Regions from separate parts of the Homo sapiens genome. Here region 1 is linked to region 2. Evidence: chromatin contacts called from ENCODE Hi-C or POLR2A ChIA-PET data. All regions are on one chromosome and are shown on one strand. Each heading gives the region's core, a stretch centred on a gene start or an enhancer-like site at or near the end of the contact. The rest is flanking DNA. Distances are from core to core; before and after follow the strand shown. Region 1 has its middle 36 kb from the start of CCDC185. Region 2 overlaps SUSD4 (sushi domain containing 4).

Region 1 (2,700 bases), core at 190-2,689, 200 kb before region 2:
TGACACATAAAATTAACCCTTCTATCACTCTTAGCTGCTGAATGGACTTTATTCACCTCCTCTCATCACCCCATCCCCTCTGGCCCAGTGTGTCACCCTCAGCTGGCCCCACCTAGCCTGCGTAGGTCTGCGTCAGTTCCTCACCCTGCTGGGGTCCTCCTTCCTTCCCTTAGCATTCATGCCTCCTCCATGCCTCCCTCTCAGCCCATTTCATTCCACACTGACTTCTCCCTCCTTTGGGTTCCTTTGCACTTGTAATATTTTGGACAAACATGGTGACTTGGCTTGATCCCATCACATGGGGCAGAAACTAGCCAAGTGTAGAATTTCTCAGAGATGAATTGCTTCTAATTTTTTTCCCCTAAAACTTGTGATTCAAGCAAAAAGAGAGGAAGAGGAAAATGGCATGTGGCCATTGCAAAGAGATGACAGCTCAGATAGACAAACACAAAGGCCATTCTCTGTAACACAGAGGACAAGGGTGTGAAGTTTGCAAGATCCAGCTCCAGGAAAACAAGTGGCAATCATGCCTGCTGAAGCCACAACACACGGTTGTTTGGAGAGGCCCAGAGCCAGCACACTGGGAAGTCTTGAAGGAAAGAGGGAAAGTGGCCCAAGCTGGCAACTGGTGGGGGCACTGGCATCTTGACTTTCCAGGGCCAAGTTATAAGCTGTCACTGAGATGTTCTCCCAGTCCTCAGAGTTTATATACAGTGTCCATACTTGGTGTTTGCACTAAGGATTATGGAGTGTCACTTGCGGATGAAATTTATTCACATAAGAATATGTTAGAGCATTTGGAAGGAATGCCATGTTTGGAAGAACAGTGCCTAGTTAACCTGCAAAAATATTCCAGGGGAGCCCTATCCCATAGAAAGGAAGTCCCTCTCAGGGGTGGATGGCAGCCCATAAGTTATGCACAAAGAGTCCACATACCAGAGCATTGATTTTTTTTTCCTCATTGTTTCACATATATTAGTCATTTCAAGGAAGTTAATAAATCTGTGAAGGGCCAGGATCGTGTCATGCTATACATGTTATACTTTCTCCTCCAAAATGCTTAGTTCTGAGCACATGCTAGGTTCTGGATAATTTTTGGATTGATGAAGTATAAATTAAAGGCAAATGTCTTCCTATTTCTATGTGAGGGCTTAATAAGTACAGATCTAATACCTAGCTGTTTTCTGAGAATCCAGCATTGGCACTATTTTATATTACCCTGTCCACATTTAAAAGGTGCCCCATGTAAAGTGAGAAAATAGATTCTGAAAAGGATTGAGGCAGCCTGGGAATTATTCCAAGAGAGACTGTTAATCAACTCATGGCACAGAATCAGAGAAGGATATTTTGGGCTGCAGAGGGCAAGCTCATGCAAAGCACAGTCACAGCCCTGGCAATTTCAGGCCCATTTGGATGAGTCAAGAGCGGGCTATGACAAGCCATTTCCAGAATGGTCTGTCCACCCACCTACCACCAGAATGCACCAGAGGCCTTGGCACCACCAGCTACCCTCTCTCAGCCCATTTCTGCTTACAGAGAGGTGTCCTTTGGAGAAAGACCAACTCTGTCCCACTTTCTGGGATCCATCATCTCTGGGACAGTGGCATTTACAGCTGTTCTCCTCCCTCCCTCCCAGCAAAGGCCCAGAGTAAATCACGTCTCCCAGGGACTGTTTGTAGCACTTGCTGGTATGAGCTGTGGGGCTCTGCAAGGACCCCTTTTTCCCATCAGCCTGCCGTCCAATCTTGGAGTAATATAAGGGGGTCCAGCTATTGGGGGTCATTGGGAGGATATAAATGGGCATTTGAAAACTCACTTTAAGCACCTCTCAGGACTGCTGAGAACCTTCTCTGCTTCCAACCAATCATGTCCATTCCAGAGGTTTGCATAAAACATTTCATCCCAGGACCAAGCAAATGCATTGTATTAGGTGATCTCCAATATCCCTTAATATCCCTTCCAGCTCCTGGAAGCTATGGTTCTAAATTCAGGGCTTAACTAGCAGATGATGAAGGCTCTTCACTTATTTTCCTTTGCTGCCTGCATTTGGTATTTCACCTTGTTCCTTATCTCTTCTGCCTTATGGAACTAAGGGTAAGGAGAAACTCAAATCCATCATTTTTGCAGTTTGTTGGCAGCTCTAATTCACCAGTTTTGTAATTTGTTTGCACCTGCTAGAAAAAGGTTTGTTGGGGAGGGGTGATGGAACTTGCTATGGTTTGAATGTATCTCCCAATGTTCATGTGTTGGGAACTTAATCCTCAATACAACAGTGTTGGGAGGTGGGGCTTAATAAGAGATGATTAGGTCATAAGGGCTATGCCCTCATGAATGGATGAATGTTGTTATTGATGGAGTGGGTTAGTTATCAAGAGACTGGGCTTATTATAAGAGCAAGTTCAGCCCCCTCCTGCTCCCTTGCTCTCACACTGTCTTGCCCTTTCACCTTCTGCCATGGGATGATGAAACACAAAGGTCCTCACGGGATGCTGTCACATGCTCTTGGACTTCCCAGCCTCCAGAATCATAAGCCAAATCAACTTCTATTGCTTATAAATTACCCAGTCTCTGGTATTCTGTTACAGCAACACAAAACAGCTAAGACACAACCATAGCCTGGTAGGGGAGACAACAATGCAATGGAATAAATACAGGTAAAGTTTCTTGGAAGCATAGACAGAAATTGACAAATTGCTCAGG
Region 2 (2,700 bases), core at 89-2,588:
TTGGCCTCTTTATTTTAGTGTGTATCTCAGAGGTGGGACTGGCAAAGCTCTATTTCACGTCACTAAGACATCCCTAAAATGGACACAAATCCTGGTGTGTGGTGTCCGTCGGGTGAAGCCATGAGGCTATGATAAAACTATTATCATGTCTCACCTTTTTTCCCCCACTGAAAAATGAGACCAGACACAGCATGAATATTGCAGCTCATTGCCAACAGGAGAGAAGTGGACAGGGAACCACCTCTGGTTTATTGTGAAAACTTTGACATTTCCATTCACTCAAATAGCAAATGTTTATCAAGAATCATGCTGGATGCTACAGGAGTTAGAAAAACTCTAGAGACACGGCCCCTGCTCTCAAAGAGTTTATGAATCTGTACAAGTATTAGGCATGTAAAATGCACAAAGTGCCCAGGAACTCCAAGATCACTGCCTGTGCACTCAGGGAAGGCTTCCCAAAGAGGCTGGTGTTTGTGTTGGAATTAAATCTGCATAGGAGGAAATAGCCAGAGGGAGGGTGAGGAAAAGACACTAAATTGAAAGGAGGCTGGAAAATGAGGGAAGGCTTATTTGGGGAAATTGCAGTCTTATAGCAGCCCCATCCAGCCCAGCTCAGGCCATTCTTGGCCAACACAGGGAAGACTTCAGGTCCCATGCCTCAGCACCCTATCCTTTGGTCCCGCCTCCCCACATGTAGCCCACCTCTGGGAAGTTCCACAAGAGACTAAGTATGGTAAAAACTGGACTCTGCTGCCTTTTGGGTAGGTAGGAATTTTCCAGCTAGTCTGAAAAGAGCCGTAACCCTCTGTCATGAAACAAGGAACAGAGACTTCACACCTCGGGGACAGGAATCATCCGTTTCTGGCTGAGTGTCAGCAGAGCCTTTCTTGGATTCTGCCTATAACCACTGAATGTCCAGACTCCCAAGCCTCACAAAAGCCCTGTTGCTAATAATGTCTAAAGTAAGAAACATTAAGAAAAATGGAGTTGCAGAAGGATCTTTGTTCATGCCACCCACAGGTTTTCCCTGGGTGTGTTTCCCTTAGAACTAGCAACTGACGGGATATGAGTCACAGGCTGAGCCTAAAGGAGTTCTAAGATAAGAACAGAAAAAAGTGCCATAGCCCGGTCCACTTTTACTCACCGGAATTTCTAGGAACACACAGGTTATTTCAAACGCCAACCATGTGGCCGTTGTTCATGGGGCTGTTTGCCATGTGTCTGAGGCCTCTGGGTGTGGGAGTGTGTCCATCCGTCTGTCTGTCTGTCTGTGTGGAACTGTCTGTCTGTTAGGGAAGGTGTAGAGAGGAGACAGTAGCAGTACTCAGTCGAGCCTCATAGTGAGAGGCAGTGTTGGGTGAGAGGTGGAAGTCCCCTAAGCCATGGGTATTTTTATATTGGGATTTTTAAATAAGCCTCCCTAAGTTTATAATTAATAATACTTTTGTTGTTGTTTCCTTCCAAGTTAAAAGAAACGCTCCCACCCCCTACCCTCACCACACCACATGGGGTTTCCTTTACAGCAAAGCTAATGGTCTGCCAGGTGCAATCATTACAAACACTACAAGGTGTGAAGATAATTGTTTCTACTTAAGGGGAAAATGCATCTCCATTACCAGCCGATTATGACAGTCTCAGAGTTAAGGCCTCTACAATGGATGGTTTTTATCTGGCCTCTGAGAAAATGTGGTGATGAGATGTGTTCACATTCTCTGAATGTTTGGGGCTTCCCTGGTGCAATCCCAGGTATCCTAATTGCATAAGGAGCCTGGTAGTGCCCCAGTACGGGAAGGGCAGCATGGGAACCCCAGCAAGTTTGGACACCAGTGATACTAATAGCTATTATTTATTAAGTGCCTACTGTGTCCCTGACCTTTGTGTTATGCAGTTTTCATACATCTTCAAATCCTCTCAACAACTGGAGGAGTTGGGAATTGTTTCACTCATTAGACAGATGGGAAAGCTAAGACCCTGAGAAGTCAAACAAGCTGCCTAACACCCTGAAGCTCATCAGTGGTAGAGCTGAGGTTTGAACACAAATTTGGGTAACTCCACAGCCCACGGCCCTATATGCCACTCCGTGCTGCCTGCCTTTGCTCATTAAATGATTGATTAAATGGTTGATCTGTATGGTACAGAAATTCTTGAGCACACCATGGGACCATTTGCCTCGGGGTGAATGCAATGATTTGAACAGTCGTTCATCTTTCAGGCCCAGTGAGAAAAAAATGCTGCTGATAACAAACTTGCATACATTTATGTGGGCTCTTTCATGACATTTTCTGTGCTTTGAAAAGAGTTTTGGTAATTTTCTAATCCTACAGTGGCCCTCAGGGGCTTGTTTAGAGAGCCTTTGAGGAGAAGTGCCTTCCTGCTCTGTGTACCTCTTTTTCTCTTTCATAAAAATGTTAGATATTTAAGGTGTACAACATGATGTTTTGAGATACATCTACACAGTGAAATGACTATTACAGTCAAGTAAGTTAACATAATCCATTTCCTGAAATCTACTCTCTTAGTGAATTTCCAGTGTATAATACAGTATTATTAACTGGAGTCTGGATACTATACATCAGAGCTCTGGGCTTCGTCCTATGGAACTGCACCCTTTTACCCTTTGACCTACATCTTCTGATTCCCTCTACCTCCCCAACCCTGGTAACCACTGTTCTGCTCCCTGGTTTTATGTATTCAACTTCT

What was found. Hi-C counts contacts between places; a loop is a spot of excess contacts on that map. ChIA-PET counts read pairs that join two places held with the same protein, here RNA polymerase II (POLR2A). Pooled maps may share reads with other maps.
Region 1: a loop to region 2 is called in a map of mammary epithelial cell, with 2.0 times the contacts of the local background. The contact joins two enhancer-like sites. A Hi-C loop is called at or near these places in 2 of 168 maps with a recorded cell type or tissue (IMR-90 and mammary epithelial cell) and 1 of 50 pooled maps. POLR2A ChIA-PET finds 5 or more read pairs at or near these places in 1 of 52 experiments (AG04450).

What each region holds. Positions count from the first base shown.
Region 1 is chr1:223,428,295-223,430,994 of GRCh38, reverse strand. No RefSeq gene overlaps it. Among named protein-coding and RNA genes, the nearest start is that of CCDC185, 36 kb to the right of the region's middle. Within about 2 kb of position 1,439, at least 5 of the 41 ENCODE cell types and tissues checked have a DNase peak (open chromatin) inside an H3K27ac peak, as active enhancers do.
Region 2 is chr1:223,232,114-223,234,813 of GRCh38, reverse strand. All of the region lies in intron 5 of SUSD4 (sushi domain containing 4), which reads left to right. Among named protein-coding and RNA genes, the nearest start is that of TLR5, 90 kb to the right of the region's middle. Within about 2 kb of position 1,338, at least 10 of the 41 ENCODE cell types and tissues checked have a DNase peak (open chromatin) inside an H3K27ac peak, as active enhancers do.